Regions from separate parts of the Mus musculus genome. Here region 2 is linked to region 1. A link is a loop called in an ENCODE intact Hi-C map of the cell type or tissue named here. Cell type or tissue: left cerebral cortex. All regions are shown on one strand.

What was found. Hi-C counts contacts between places; a loop is a spot of excess contacts. Peaks named below come from ENCODE experiments on the same cell type or tissue, not always from the same donor. Only the 100,000 strongest peaks of a DNase experiment are listed, where the experiment ranks them.
Region 2: a loop joins it to region 1, with 2.5 times the contacts of the local background. A loop is called at or near these places in 10 of 42 quality-filtered maps.

Annotation. Positions count from the first base shown.
Region 1 is chr2:70,239,015-70,247,014 of GRCm38, forward strand. Myo3b (myosin IIIB) reads left to right here. Exons shown (of 35, transcript NM_177376.4): 16 at 5,833-5,931; 17 at 6,280-6,394. Among named protein-coding and RNA genes, the nearest start is that of Myo3b, 200 kb to the left of the region's middle. In left cerebral cortex, no CTCF peak of the experiment used is centred here; no DNase peak of the experiment used is centred here.
Region 2 is chr2:70,550,509-70,558,508 of GRCm38, forward strand. The region is part of intron 1 of Gad1os (glutamate decarboxylase 1, opposite strand); the gene reads right to left. Among named protein-coding and RNA genes, the nearest start is that of Gad1, 7.6 kb to the right of the region's middle. In left cerebral cortex, CTCF peaks have their summits at 3,499 (motif pointing right) and 7,830 (motif pointing left); a DNase peak (open chromatin) is centred at 7,818.

The DNA of each region.
Region 1 (8,000 bases):
GGAGAATCTGGCAATCTTGAAGGTTCTATCTCCCCTTACTCATTAGTCTCCCCCAGTTTTTAAAAGCAAAGGAGCAGTGGTAGCTGATTTGCTTTTTAAGGTCTTGTTTTGCCTTACGCGCATGGGTGTTTTACTTGCATGTATGTCTGTGCACAGTGTGAGTGCCTGTTACCCTAAGGGACCAGAAAAGGGAGGAAGATCCTTGGAACTGGAGTTATAGATGGTTGCAGATTGCTTTGTGCACTCTGGGAACCGTGCTCAAAGCCTCTGCAGGAGCACCAAAGCTTTTAACGGCTGAGCCATCTCTCCAGCCCTCGGTGGTAGTTTTATTTTTGTTTTTGTTTTATCTGAAGGGCATTAAGGGGAGAGTGCAAAGGCTGGGGACAGTGCTTTATGAGCAGTCTATCTTGAGTTGGTTGTATAAGGTAAAAATCTAACAATAGTTAATTTGCACATACCTTAAAGACCCACTTTATCCGTTAAATTCGAAATTCTCAATAACAAAAAGTACTGAAATATATTCCACATTTTTCCTTTCACTTGGGAGAGAACAGAATATTAAGTATTCGTTACTGTTTTGTTGCTGCGATAAAGTGCTATGATAAAAAGCAGTGAGGCAGGGCTCGTTTTACCTTATGGTTCCAGTGGAGACACGGTCTACCATGACTAGGAAAGCATGGGAGCAGGAGCAGGAGGCTGGATGATCACATCTCATCAACACACAGGAAGATAGTGTGAAGACAGGCGATCTGGCCAGGGTGTCAAACCTCAAAGCCTGCCCCAAATGATGTACCTTCTCCAGCAGGGCAGCACTGTCTAAAGGTTTCATAATCTTCCCAGACAGTGCCACCCACTGCGGACCTAGTACTCAAACGTAGGGCATTATTTAAACTATAACACTCTGTTTTAAGAAAAGCATTATTGTGGGCTGGAGAGATGGTTCAGTGGTTAAGAGCACTGACTGCTCTTCCAGAGGTCCTGAGTTCAATTCCCAGCAACCACATGGTGGCTCACAACCATCTGTAATGGGATCTGATGCCCTCTTTTGGTGTGTCTCAAGACAGCAACAGTGTTCTCATATATAATAAATAAATAAATCTTAAAAAAAAAAGAAAAGAAAAGCATTATTGTAATAGGTAACGGTCATCACCAGCATGTCATTCTAGGCTTGTGTACTGCTTCTGACACTCTGTGACCTTGGGCAGGTCTCTGAACATTTCTGAGCCTCATTTGTGAATTGCAGATGCCACTAACAATGGCCCCATGGGTTTGTTGGTAAGACCCACAAGTTTATCTGTGTAAAATTATTTAAAAGTACATGAGACAGTGCATGATAACAGTATTAGCCACTCTTCTTCTTATTATTGGTTTTGATCACTGCAGGACACCAGAGTTTCTCAGGAGCAGGACTGTATACACACAGCCAGTCAATATTGACTGCCTGCTATATGCCAGAGTAAAGAAGACAGACAAAGTCCCTGAGTCCACGGTGGGTGTGGGGGAGGGGTGAGAGGCTCACAGCCCAGTCATTATGGGAATATATGAATAGAGCAGGTGTGATCAGTGCTCAAAAGCAATAGTTTCCACATAAGTGCTGGGGAGATAAACCGGTGCAGAGTGCACACTACCTGGTTTAGGAAGAGTTGTGTGGGGTTCATGGAGGACAGAGGGGTCCTACCCCATTTACACCATGACCAAAAGCAACTCGGGGGGCAGGGGGAGTAGGATTTATTTTGCTTATACTTCCACACCACAGTCCAAACCAAAGGAAGTCAGAATGAGAACCCAAATAGGACAGACCCTGCAAGAACTGGTGCAGAGGCCACGGAGGAGGTTGTTTACTGGCTTGGTCCCATGGTTTGCCCAGCCTGCTCTCTTATGATGAACGCACCACAGGCCAATATGGTAGGAACAACTTTTTTTCAATGTGGGTTCACTTTTCCTAAGTGACTCTGTCTTGTGTCAACTTGACACAAGAAACCAAAAATTAGGCAGTATACCTGGGTTCCAGAAGGAGAGATGGGTCTCCTGGATTTAAGATGCTTGATGTGAGATCTGTGGATCCCTTAAGAGTTAGCCAACAGAATGGGGGCAGGAGAGGGACTGTAAGAATGGATCACACGGGTTTCGAACCTTTTCTTAAAAGACTACAAAACTGGAGGATGTTTTCAGGCAGGGGAGTGGTCACCACTAACTTGAATTTTGAAATGTTGACTCTAGCTTCAGTCGGCCAATGGAAACAAGAGGGAGCCAGATGGATAAGGAAGGTAGAGTAGAGAAGACGAGAGACAGAACAGTCACATCCTGGGCAAATGGGAGCCACGGGCCCAGGAGTAGCTTAAGAATCCAAGCATTTGTGGGTGTGGCTGAGGGGGTATGGCATGCTAGATTTGATTTCCAGCATACACACACACACACACACACACACGCACCCCAAAAGCACCAAACACCTTCCTCCATCAGAGAATTTCCTTGCACAGTAGAAGCGGTTATGAACAGTGAACATAAGACTGAAGAGATGGAGCTACAAGTATTTGAAGCTTCCCTGTAGCTTCTTGATCACTTGGGTGAAACTCTCCGTCTCTTCCTTGCCATATTGATATGATTTTAAAGTTGAAGGCGCTGTCTCTGACAGAACGAACACTGCCATTTCCTATGCTCCGTGCCCTTCCCATGGAATGTTGCTCATTGGTGTAAATATTGTCTCACCTTACTTTCTTCATGTATCATATAAGACTAATAACTCTAACCTACCAAGGTTGTTAAGAGAATTGAGTGGGATGGAGAACAGTTAAGGCTTTAAAATCCTCAGCAACATGGCTGCTCTGTCTAGAATACAGACATGCTCTTGGTAGCCACCTTTAATCCCAAACAATGATGTTGTGCAGGAAACATTCGTGAACCCCAAAAGACCAACAAGGGGCCGATTCCGATGCAATCACATTATTCATAGGATCTCATTATCCAAGCTCGAGGCTGGGCCACACCACTGTCTCTGATGCAGAATGGGAGGGAATAGCCCTAAGCTTAGTTTCAAGAAAGCATTTATAGAGACAAGAAGGGGGTATCTAGCCTGACACACATCTGATTGGGGGGATCATTATGGCCTTTAACATAATTGGCTGGTGCTGGGAGCCAAACTATACATTTAACTTCTGTTCTATTCCTAATTGGTGGTTGTTAGGAAGTGAAGTGTCAGGGGCAGGTTGCAAATTTGTTAGGGAATAACCTAGAAACTGGTGCTAGACACAGGTCTTATTGGGTAGTCACCTGGAAACTGGTGCTAGGTTAGCTAACTCAAATTCAATCTTAACTCTGAGATGGAGTCTGGACCCAAAAGATTCGGTCTCTGAATGTTTAATTGAGCGACAGATTTGAGAATTGACAGACTTGAGGAAGAATTGACAAGGATAGGATGTACCTAACTCTCACAAGAACAGCACAGGAAATAGAAGCTACTTAAGAAGAGTCAGTCAGTTCAGTGAGTTAAGCTCAGTTGAACTGAAGTCAGTTCAGTGCAGGTGGGTTGAGTTCAGCTGTCAGCCAGCAAAGGAGGCAGTGTAATGGAGTTGAGTTGAGTTCAGTTGAGTTCAGTTCAGTTCAATTCGTGGAAGTTAAGAGGCAGCTTTGACCGGGGCAGTTTTACACACAGATTACAGAGACAACACGCTAGACACAGGGTAAAGCAGAACAAGCCAGAGAATGAGGAGTCAGAAGATTAGAACACATTGACAGTTTGAGGCCAAGCAGAGCAATTCATTCAGAAGCCAGATTGAATCAGTCAGCTGGGAGAGGAGTTTGAGCCAAAACACCTGAGCTGAACCAGCCAGCCAGAGTTCAGAAAGAGCTAGAAAGGGTGAGCTTATTCAGCAGTAAGTCTCCAAGACAACAATTACATGGGGTGAATTAAAGTGACATTGACAGTGGTGGTTCTACCCTTTTCTGGGCACACTTGAGTATCCCATTTCCTGGTCCCCCATCTCTGGATGAGGTCATATGAAGGTCTGACAAATGTACATTGAATAAACAGCCTTTAAGAGGTTGGCCAAGTGTAAGGCAGCCCTCTGAGCCCTTGTGTGCAGACTTCTGTCTCTGATGCCCATCTGTCTACAATGCTTTACAAATCTCTCTCAGGCTTCAGGGCTTCACTATAGTGTTATTTCCCTGGAGTCTTTGCCTTGACCTGGCACACGTGAGTCCCATTCTCAACATTATTCTTTATCCTATCCCCCTGAGTGTTCCTTTTAAAGCCCTCCTCTCAAGCTCCCCTCTTATTTCATTTACTTCTGTCTAGAAGGAATGCCCCCAAAGGGTGGGAATCCTCTAAGAACTGTTTCTCTGGCATCCAGCACAGTGCCTGCCATAAATGGCATCCAATGCACTTATCAGTTGAATAATAACTTTGTAAAGCTATTTATGTGCATTTTGTGCCACACTGCATAACTTAAATACATACAGTAAGATTTGTTTTAAATAATAAAAATAGCTTGACATGGCGGCATGCACCTGGTAATTCCAGTGCTGGGGAGGCTGAGGCAGGAGGATCATGGAAAGTAAGCCAATGGCTGGGATGTAGCTTATTGGTGGAGGACTGCCTAGAAAGTGAAGATCCTGGATTCAACGTCCTGTGATGAAAAAGAAACCCAGATAAACAAAACAATGAAGTAATGATCTATGTTCAGATGGGGGAGAAACGGCAAGTAGAGGTATCTAGAATGGAGTGCTAAGACATCCTGAACAGACTAAGGAGGGTAAGGATACCTGGGAGAGGATAAAGGGAGGACTAGGACCAAGCCATAGACAGGGAAAGAGGAGAGGCACACCAGGCTTCTTCCTGCAGAGTGAGTTTGGTGGGCAGTAGGATTTTCTTTGTGAAAGACTGCCCTCTTCCAAAGGGAAGAAAGGAATCCGAGGCAATATTTTCCAAATTGCCCCCAAGTATCAGGTTCCAAAGCTCCCCCACCCGTGGTGATCTAGCAATGAAATTTCATTATCAAAAAGCGATGACACTTCTGGTGTCCTGGCACTGCTGTTTGCTGCATGGTATCTAGGCACGTGCTTCTCGGTTCCTTCTGTGTCATTTGCTGTCACAATGAACACACTGGGCACCCTATCTAGGTTGACTTAGCAGATGTGGGCAATGAATGGAGAGACAGAAGGTAAGGGCAATTGTTGCCCTTGCAGAGAACCCAGCTTCGGTTCCCAGTACCCAGGTAGTACCTAGCAACTCTAGTTCCAGAAGATCCAAACCCTCTTCTGGCCTCCACGGGCACTGCATGCACATGATGCACAGAGACATGCCTATGAAATAAGCCCCCCCCCCCCGAACTCATTAAAAAACAAGCAAACAAACCAAAACAACAAAAGATGTGGTCAGCAGGAGCCATCAGGGACTGAGGAACGGCATAGCGGTGTGTGAAAGCATAGCATCCTGGCCACTTCCACAGATTTCCTGCCCGAGGCTACAGTAAAGCGGGGCATTTGGCTGGTCGCTGTAGGCTAGACTTCTCACTCTCCAAAGCTACGGGGGCTTATGACACGGATGTACAGGACCAGGAGCTTCATGGAAAGATTGTTACATGCAACTAAGCTGCTACCCGAATTAGTTCTAGAATGTTCTTCAGTTTATAGTGAAGATACATGTGTTTGGTAAAATGCTATTGTGAAGATTAATGGTTTGTCATTGGGATGAAACGTATTTAATTGCCCGCTTATGTAAATTTGTTGCAAAATAATATCTTGTACAGAAAGGAAATGGGATCAATTATTTAGGTCTGGAAAGCCTGCTATAAATCTACAGATAAAGCTTCTTCCTCAATATTTTTTTTTCAGGGGAGAGAAAAATTTTCATATATTTTACTATATTTATGCTGGTCTTTATCACCAAAAGAAACTCGCTGAGTTCAGACTTCCCGAGGAAAAGCCTCCTAGGTAAGTTTTCTTGCAAGATCCCTTGCTGCTGGCGGAGAGGAGGTTGCTGGTTAAGTTGGAATGAGTGTTCAGTTAAGCAGCTGACTAATCTAGGAGTAAATGGAGCTGCTCCCTTACCTGAAGACTCGTTCTGTAAAGTTAAATATGCAAGAGACGCTGGCAAGAACCACATCTCAGCCCTTGCAAGTTTTTTTTTTTTTTTAGAGTAATCAAAAGCTCAACTACAGTCATTTTTTTCTTCACCAGAGTATTAGCCTGTGAAGGGAAGAAACCCAGGTGTCCCCTGTCCTACCTGTGGTGCTGTTTGCTAAGTACTTCCTGTGTTGGGTCATGTTCTGCTCTATTTAGATATATAGCTGGGGAAACTGAAAGAGTCATGCAGGACATCACCTCCAAAGAGTCTTACCGGACACAGTTTGAGGCCATTCAGCACTGCTTCAAGATTATTGGATTCGCTGACAAGGTACGTGCTGGTTGGCAGGGAAACAAACTCAGTTTGGATGCCATAGATGGATGTGAGAGAAGATGTGTGTGTGTGTGAGTGAGTGTGTGTGTGTGTGTGTGTGTGTGTGTGTGTGTGTGAGTGTGTGTGTGTGTGTGTGTGTGTGTTTTCTAGCTTGCAGGACAGTTTTCAAATGCATGTCAGCTGGCAGATAAGGTATGTCTACTTAATATGTGGTCCAAGCATCCAAAACTTTGTTATTCTCTGAGAACTTGTTTGCAATACAGACTCCTGGTCCATTCAAGAATTACTGAATCAGCATCTGAATGCCCAAGATGCCCAGGTGAACATGAATTACGAGAGACATGACTGTCTTATTGGCTAAGCCCCCAGCAGTTATTGATAGGACCAAGCCCCTAGCAATTATTATCATTATCATAAATTCACCTTCACTATAATAACAGCTGCCAAAAGAATACTGGCCTCTTTTGAGCTGACATCACTTCTGAGAAGAGGGATACAGGAGTCAATAAGTTATACCTAAGCTCTAGACCATATTTTTGCAAGTAGCTCCTTATGCATATGACAAACCAATTAAAATCTCCCACCATCCTCACAGTCACTTTCTCCCTGGTACATTTGTGCATTGTTAACTATGGCTGTACACATAATACCAAGCTCACCATGCTACATATAGGCTTTTGCTATTAAATATGTGCTATTAAATATGTTACACGGTATTGGTAACTCTGGGATCAGATATTGTTCCATGCTAAGTTACATCATAGTTTCTGGGCTTTATGCCATTCAGTTTTGTAAGAACATACAGGTTCTTTCTCTTTGCTGGCAAAGAGGACGAGTGATTAGGAGGAAGGTCAGAGTGTTAAATCTTAGGGGATTAGATTACAGACTACTCTGTTTGCCTTGGGACAATCACGCTGGATGAATATTGCTTCTGTAATCCAGTGAGTTTGACCGGTCTTTCCTCCCTAGCGTAGCTGGTTTTAGTCCTAATAATACCTTCCTTTTTTTTTTTTTCTAGCTACCTGCTCATTTCGTTGTTGTTGGCTTCTCACATACCATAAATGGACAGGGGAAGGGGTATCCCAAATGTCGAGATAAAAATAGAAATATATTGTTCTCAGCTCCTTTGAGGATGGTTTAACAGGTTCCTGCATTGTTAAAGGGTTTTTATGGTAACTAACTTACCGAGCTCATTTTTATCAATTATACACCATCAGAAGAGTTGATAGCAGGGGTGGAAATGAAGCTGTTTAAAATACAACTCCAAAGTCGAGATCATGCCAAAGTGTGGGACATATGTCCTTAAAAGAAGATGGGATTCATGGTAAAGGGAGTCCTTAGGGGAAATGATGCTTTGCTTTTAGTTAATAAAAGATGGTGATAGAATGGTATGATGTGATTAGCCCTGGCTTCAGAGAAGAACACACAATGATATTATTCCAATAGAAATAGGCTTCTGTCTTAGTTAGGGTTTCTATTGCTGTATGGCTAAAGTACCAGAACCAAAAGCAACTTGGGGAGAGAAGGGTTTATTTAATTTTAAAGCTTGTCTAGGGAACTCGGGGTAGGGATCTGGAGGCAGGAATGGAAGCAGAGGCCATAG
Region 2 (8,000 bases), 310 kb after region 1:
AGTTTAGGGATCTGAATCCAGGTTTTTGTGATTTCATGGCAGATACTTTACCAACTCTCCAGCCCCAGAGCTTATCTTTGTGGGAAGAACAAATACTAAATAGCGTAAATAAACACATTTTAAAGAGGTAAAAAATGTTGGGGGGAAGTGGTGTCCTAGAGAATGGCGGTATTAAATAGGAGGTGGAAGAAGTTCTCACTGAGAAACGAACATGAGAGCAAAGACTACATTGTAGAGGGCTGAGATTTGGTCCATTGCTGTGTATTGTAATGTAAACACTAAACCCCCGGTTGCCCCAGAGACAAGGAGATCCTCACTGTACACCAGGTGATGCTATGTAACCTCCCCTCCCTCCCCCCAAGTTATCCCTGATTGGCCAATAAAGATGCCTACAGCCTGTAGCTGGGCAAAAGAGAGGTAGGCGGGGTTTCAATTCCTGGGCTTGGGATCTGAGGCAGGACCACGAGGAAGGTGGAAAGAGGAGAAGACACCATGGGGTGAGTAAAACATGGCAATCAGGGCAGGCCAGTTGGAGTAGGAATGACCCAGGACGAACATGGCAAATTATATCTCAGGGTTACTGATAAGAAAGTAGACAAAATAACATAGAGGATTGATATCTGTCCAGCTCTAGTGATTTAAGGGCTTTTTATCTGGAAAGTAAATAATCCAAGGCAGAGTAGAAACCCTCATTAATATTAAATTCAGTGAAGGAATAAACCTTATGCATAGCAGGGGATGGGGGGAAACTCTACAATCAGGTGATGATTGCAAAGCCCCAGAAATGGAAGGATGCCTACAACAGTCAGGAAAACAGCAAGAAGAGCAGCACGGAACAGCATTTCCAGATTGAAGTCCAGCATCCTGGGGGCCTGAGCACTGGTAAGGTAACAGGGCCCAGGCCTTAGCATGACTTACGCCATAACTGCCCTCTCATCCAGGCATGGGAGCCAAGCAAGCAGGCAGCACCGCCTGCCAAAAATGAAAAGGAAAACCTAATCCATCAAAGTCCATAGTTCTGGGAAAGTCTTTAAATGTACTACTTGCTTTTTTGACTTCTGTGTAGTTCTATTTCTGGCTAGCTATTCTTGTTAACTGAGCCATGTCAACCCAGGATGTGGTTTTTGTGCTTAAAAGCTCACCCTGAGAAAGGCTCAGGACTACACACTGGTCCCAAACACCCAGTGCAGTCGCTGGTGGCCTAATAAAGACCTTCTGTTGGCTTGAACCCATGTCTGAGTGGTGCTCTCTGGTAGATACATCACAACAGTTAGGAACACTGCAATTACCTGGGCTTCACTAAGACTGGGGCCCTAGAAGTACTTTGAATGTAGCAGTGGCAGGTAAAGACCTGGGCCTAACTCTAGACAAGGGCCTCAGAGAACATCACATAGAGGAAATCCATCATGGATCCTAGTGTTGCCGGCCGTGGGGAGGAGAATGAGGGCTGTAGGCGCAGAACCTGAGATGTGGATGAAATTTGAAAGTAGATCCAATGATTTACCACAATTGAAAGGGCAGAGACAGGGATGACTCCAAGATGTTTGCTTATGCCAGCTAGAAAGACAGAGATGTCTCGCTCTCATTTACTGAGGTGGAAAAGGTCATAATACATTTGGGGAAAGAATCGAGAGTTTAATTTGGGATAGTTTAGAGTACCTGTTATTAAAAATGTAAGTGGAAAGGCTCCACGAAACATATGAACCTGTAATGTTGGGGGAAAGATGTGAATATTCATAAATAGGAACGGCATTTAAAGTCACGTGACTAGATGACCTCACAGAGAGGAGGAGAGGAGGAACTGTACAGTGTCGGCTCATCCTAGGGGCTCCGTTCTCCTCCCACATGCGTCTGAATTCCCCATCAGAACATTGTCTTCTCCAGGAATCACGTCTCTGTGAGTCACACAACCTTTACACCACTAAGAGGAGGCGCCCAGACCCATCCCTGGATGATCAGCATTTCTGCTGAAAGGAGGCTATTGGGCGGGGATCGGAAGGTGCCTGTTGAGCCTCACTGTTAGGACAAGATGGGCACGAGTTTAGCTCCAGCGGGGTTCAGGTTCCAAAGGGGCCGTTTGAAGTTATGGAGAGGATTCAGACGGGATCTGAGGGTAAATCAGGATAGCTTGTGCCTGTATTGAGAAAAGGCTCCACATTTATACTTTACATTTACATAGTGGCTTAATCCCATGTAATGTTGAAAGCAGATCTGATGATTCCAAGAGACTTTATTTATTTATTTATTTATTTATTTATGATCTTTTCTCAGATTGTTTTAAACCCATTTGAGCCCTAGTTTTCAACATCCAGAATGTTAGAGGTCATTCACTTTGTTACAGTATTTTTCTTTGAAGCAAAAGCAACGAGTTCAGCAAGCATCTAAGGCCTTATTGTTTTCTAAGGTTCAGCCCACCGAGTGCCTGTTTACATTTCCTCTCAGGAAGGGCCAGACATTGAGTCCTGAGAAACAAACCCGTAAGAGCAATTTTCATTCCTCAAGAGGCACAGTGCAACCTTTGCACCATGTAGCGTAACAAGCATCCAACTGTTTGCTGACTGCCTTCCTGTGTGCCTCAGCCTTACCATGAGTCTATTCTTGTACACTCACCAAAGGTAAGGGTCTGATATCTTACTCCTTTTCCAGTATGCTGTACTGTGGGGGCAGTGGGCTAATTTGAAGCCTAGGGCAGATAGGGAAGGTATTAGCTGGTCCTTAAGGTGGGAGGGGGAGGTCGAAGAGTCTTCCCATAATAATGTATCATCCATATAGTGGTGTATATTGAGTCTTTTGTCTAAATAGGGTTTTGATGCAGTGGCTACAGCCTCCTGACAAATGGTTGGAATGTAAGCCATCCCCTGCGGGAGAACAGTCCATTCATATCGTAAGGCTGGGCCAGAGTTGTCAATCGGGGGTACTGAGAATGGAAAGCGTTCACAGTCTCAGGGGTGGAGAGGGAAGGGGGAAAAAAGCAGCCTTTTATGTCTATTGCTAATAGGGGAACGTTGGCAGGGATGACTGAGATGTGGGGTAGCCCACTTTGTGGGGAGCCCCAGACTCACATGGTTTTTATTAGTTGCCCTCAAAGCTTGTAATAATCTCCATCTCCCTGAGTTGTTTTTTTTTAATAGCAAACATGGGGTCTTCCATGGACTGCGGGAGGGGTGGATATGTTGTAGCAACAGCTGTTCTTCTACCAGCTGTGTGAGGGCTCTAAGCTTCTCCCTTGATAGAGTCTACTGTGGGACCCAGATATCTTCACTGGAGAGCCAATCAAGGCAGTGAGTATTAAATCTAACAGTGGCCCCTAGGATTCGGGGTGATTTGGAGGGGTTTTTTAGGGTCTCCTTGGGTATTACTTTATATATATATATATGTAATGTCCTCTATATTAATATGGTCTCTTTCTGGTTGGGTGGTAAGAACTACCTCTAAGGCTTTGTAAGATATCTCTCCCTAAAAGATTGGTGACTACTTGAGCCACCAGGGGGCATATGAGACCGGTAGCTCCATATGGGTCTTCCCACCTGTAGGCCTTTTGGCTGGCTGGTGGTTGGTTTATTGTAGTTTGTCAAGTAGTCAGCACAAGTGCAGAGGTAAGAAGAAGAAGTTAGATATCCTGACTAAGAAGATCAAACTTGCCCCCAAGGAACTCGAGAGACCCCTAATCGCAAGTAGTCTAAAGATGTCATCTCCCCTCTCTATCCTTTCTCTCCTCTCCAAGTGTTAGGTGGTTGAAACAGTGGAAGAAAAGCGGAAATGTTAACTTCAAGTCTGATGATTTAAACTTTTGGGGGGGGGTCCTCTCCAGATGAAGTTACCCTAAAAACCCCAACAGGTCTTGGAGACCATAACATTGGGTGGGGATCCTCCCCAGGGAGAAGATATACAAGATATACAAAGAAGATATACAAAGCCATAGCAGATTATTTCAGTTGAATGAAACCTTGTCTGTATTCTTCTGATACCCCAACCCTCTTCTTACAGAGCCCCTGAGAGAATTGTCTTTCCAGGCCAAATAGTTATGAGTGGCAGAACTTGAATGTGTCACAGAGCAGAGCACAGGGCACTGGGGGTGCAGGAAAAGAGAGAGCTGCCTTCCCACTTCTCCCCTGCATGTTTGCTGCTAAGACCTAGAACCTCTCTGGCCTTAAATAACCTCATGTATAAAGCAGAGGGCATATAGTAATTAAATGAGAATCCATAGCAGACACATACACACACACAAACACACACAAATGGGGCTGGAGAGATGTCTCCACAATTAGAATAACTGGTGGCTTAGAGGCCCAGGTTCAGTCCCCAACACCCACATGGTGGCTTGCAACTGCCTGTAACTCCAGTTCAATGAGAAAGTCCTGTGGGCACCAGGCAAGCATGTAATACACACACGTAACACATACATGCAGGCAAAACATTCATTCATATACGTAAAAATAAATCTGAAAAAAAATGAACACAATTTCCATGAGAGCTATCATCTATAATATGAGGGCTGCGATTCTCCTAGTCATACTGAAAGACTGAGGGACAGAGAGACAGAAATATAGGTCTCTAAACACCACCAACAGTTTGGAGCTGAGACGAAAGGATGGACCATCTAGAGACTGCCATATCCAGGGGTCCACCCCATAATCAGCTTCCAAACGCTGACACCATTGCATACACTAGCAAGATTTTATCGAAAGGACCCAGATGTAGCTTTCTCTTGTGAGACTATGCCGGGGCCTAGCAAACACAGAAGTGGATGCTCACAGTCAGCTATTGGATGGATCACAGGGCTCCCAATGGAGGAGCTAGAGAAAGTACCCAAAGAGCTAAAGGGATCTGCAACCCTATAGGTGGAACAACATTATGAACTATCCAGTACCCCGGAGCTCTTGACTCTAGCTGCATATGTATCAAAAGATGGCCTAGTCGGCCATCACTGGAAAGAGAGGCCAATTGGACACGCAAACTGTATATGCCCCAGTACAGGGGGACGCCAGGGCCAAAAAAATGGGAATGGGTGGGTAGGGAAGTGGGGGGGAGGGTATGGGGGACTTTTGGGATAGCATTGGAAATGTAATTGAGGAAAATATGTAATAAAAAATATTTTAAAAAAAAAACATCACCAACAGGAAGCAATCCTGGGACTCTATTACCAATCAGCCGGGGGGGGGTTGGGGGAGATCTTTTGCTCTGTTTTGACCGAAGCTACAAACAAAGAGCAACTCTCCTCAGTGTCTTTGTCTCTCTGCCTCTGCTCTTGGAATATAGAACTCTTCAGCTCTAGGCTTTAAATAGCAACGGCCCAGCTGCAGTGACTGGCATGACATCTCTGCGCTAAGGGTGTTGGGACCCTGTGCCCCTAGTGCTATCTAACTCCTTACAGCCAGCCTTCTGGAACTCCACGACTAGTGTCTGGAGTGCTCACCAGCCTTGTGCCAGCTGCAGTTGCAGCTCCCCACCCCTCTCATCTTTCAACTTTTCAACTGTGGAGTCCTTCTAGTATCTGCTGTCCCTACTCTCCCCAGCATCAACCATAGACTCTGCGGTTGCCTACTCCCTGGGGCTCTAGCTCCTGTCTAGTTGACAGTGCCTGGAGCTGGGCTGGGGGAGGGGAGTCTAAGATGTCCCCCAGTAACCAGCTCAAACCTGACCCCCCCCCCCGATATAAAGACTATGGACAGTAGACACCAAAGGGGGTTTATTGGAACCTAGGTGACACAAGCTAAACAACGCACTGGATGAGGCCCGGATGAAGGTATCATACCCTTCACCTACTCAACGAATGAGAAGAGGGCTACTTATATGACTTCTAGAAATCAGTCTTTCTGCTTAGCTATGCAGTCTGCAGTCGAAATTCTAGACCCGCCCACTCCAGGTGTCGTGAGTGAATGGGGCCCTCCTCCCTGACTAGGCTGAAGACTGCACAGACCTCCCGTTGTAACTGTGGGTGGAAGAAATTGTTATGGTGAAAGTGAGGCCTCTTGGCAGCTTTTTGGGGTACCTGAATCTGCTGCCACTGAAGCAAAAACCCTTAGAGGTCAGCAGCCTCCATGATGTCATGTCTTTGGTTCTTCCCACTGAACTGAAATCTCTTTGGCAGAAGGGTGGGGGTGCGGTGGGCTCAGGCTTGAGAGGTGGGGGCTGTCACCATTGATGGTTTGGAGGCTCTCCCAGGGGGATCCTCCCCCTACAGTGGAGAAGACTGTTGCCCCTGGCCTGTTCTCCAAGAGCAGACAAAGTCCTTCATAGCCCTGCTGAGCTTGGGAACTGTGGAGACAATGGAGGGTTCCACCCAGCCTCCTCAGACACAGCTTCTGTCCCAGCTGCCCTCCGACCAACTGAAGGGGAAGACCCACAACTCCTGCCTGGCAGCTTTAGCCATTGTGTTTAGTTTTTCATTTCTAGTTTAAGAATTCCATACATGAATATAATTCATTTTGATTAAGTCCCCCTCCCCATCCTCTTCTCTCCAACTCCTCCAATGCCCCCAAGACCACTTTTTCCTTCCTAATTTCCTGTGCTCTTTTGGATCCACTGAAAGCACTTAGTACTGCCATCTGCTCTTGGGGGTAAGGGCCATCCACCGGAATGCGGACAGCTTAGCTTTAGTCATTTTAAAATGCAAAAACATTAAAATGTGTTGACAAAGATTTTGCCATGAAATTAACATTTTCTTCAAGAAACATCAATGATGCTTAGCCTCCAGCCAAACACCCTTTCTATCTCAACCCAGGCCACATGCTCTAAATTCCATCTTGGCTCTCTTTAACCCTCTTGATGTAAAAAACTAAAGCTGTCAGCTGTAACTGTAATACTGATGGGCATAGCACACCACTCATGAGTCTGAAGGTCAGGTTTGTACCAATGTCCAAAGCAAATTCCATGGCTAAACCCAACACCAAGGGAAGGGTAGAGAGGTGAAGAACTTTGAAGTTTCCTCCCACTCTGGGGCTTGGTTCCGAGCTGTAAAGTTGAATCAAGTCCCAGTAAGAAAATAATGATTCTTATTTAATCTTTATATATGCGGGCTTCAAAAACTTCAGTTTAAATGGATCTAAAGATCCCTGGCTAACCTGGTCAAAAGAAAACAGGATTTTGGTCTTCCAACTGAACTACAGTGGATCCCCCCTTACTGTGTTAGGAAAACCTACAGTATGCTCATCATAAGCCAAGTGAGCTGTTAAATATAAGCCCTTCACAAAAAATGGACTGACAACTTCAGCAGTTAGAACAAACCCTCCCTCCCGTTAAGGTTCCCTCTCCCCCTGAGCACTGGTCAATGCCTGGGAAGGAGCCACGCCTGACCCCGCAAGTTTAAATAACCAGATTCTCCATGACTAAGTTACAACACTTCAGAACCTTCGCGTAAATAGTCCCAGACACAATGAGTCTGGAAATAGGAATTATGCCTAGTATTTTAATCAGAAAAAGAAATGAACTATTACTTTAGTCTCCTGTCTTGCACTCTTTCACCAACTCGGGTTCCAATAAAAATCCTCTTTCCCATCGGTATTCAGGTCTGTACTATCTGCTTTACAGTGAGGCTGTTTCTAGCTTACAATCAAAGGATTCCTTAAGTTCAGCTTTAGGATACAGTGGTGAGGAAAAGAAGCGGATGCCACGCTGCCTGTCCTCTTTCATCAAAGGGACACACTACTCTAGGTGTTTTAGGTCACATCTGGGGCATTTCTCAGCGTTTAAAGAGATTCTGCTTTGTTTTTAAAAAAAAAAAAAATGGCAGGGGATGCATGGGAAATGGAGACAGCTTGCCAGGCTCCCTTGAAGACCAGCTGTTTGGGGCTGTTGTTCTCAGGAATTGTAATCTATCGCCCCCTGCTGGTCACTGTGTGCCTGCTTGGGGTGACGAGAACTGGGCGTTTCTAGATTTACACAAATAATACAAATTCCCCAGTACTGCTTGTTTGCTCGATTTATGTTCGATTTCAGCTTCGGACTATCAAAAAGAAACGGCCATATGACATTTTTTGAAGAAAACAGGTCTGCACGAG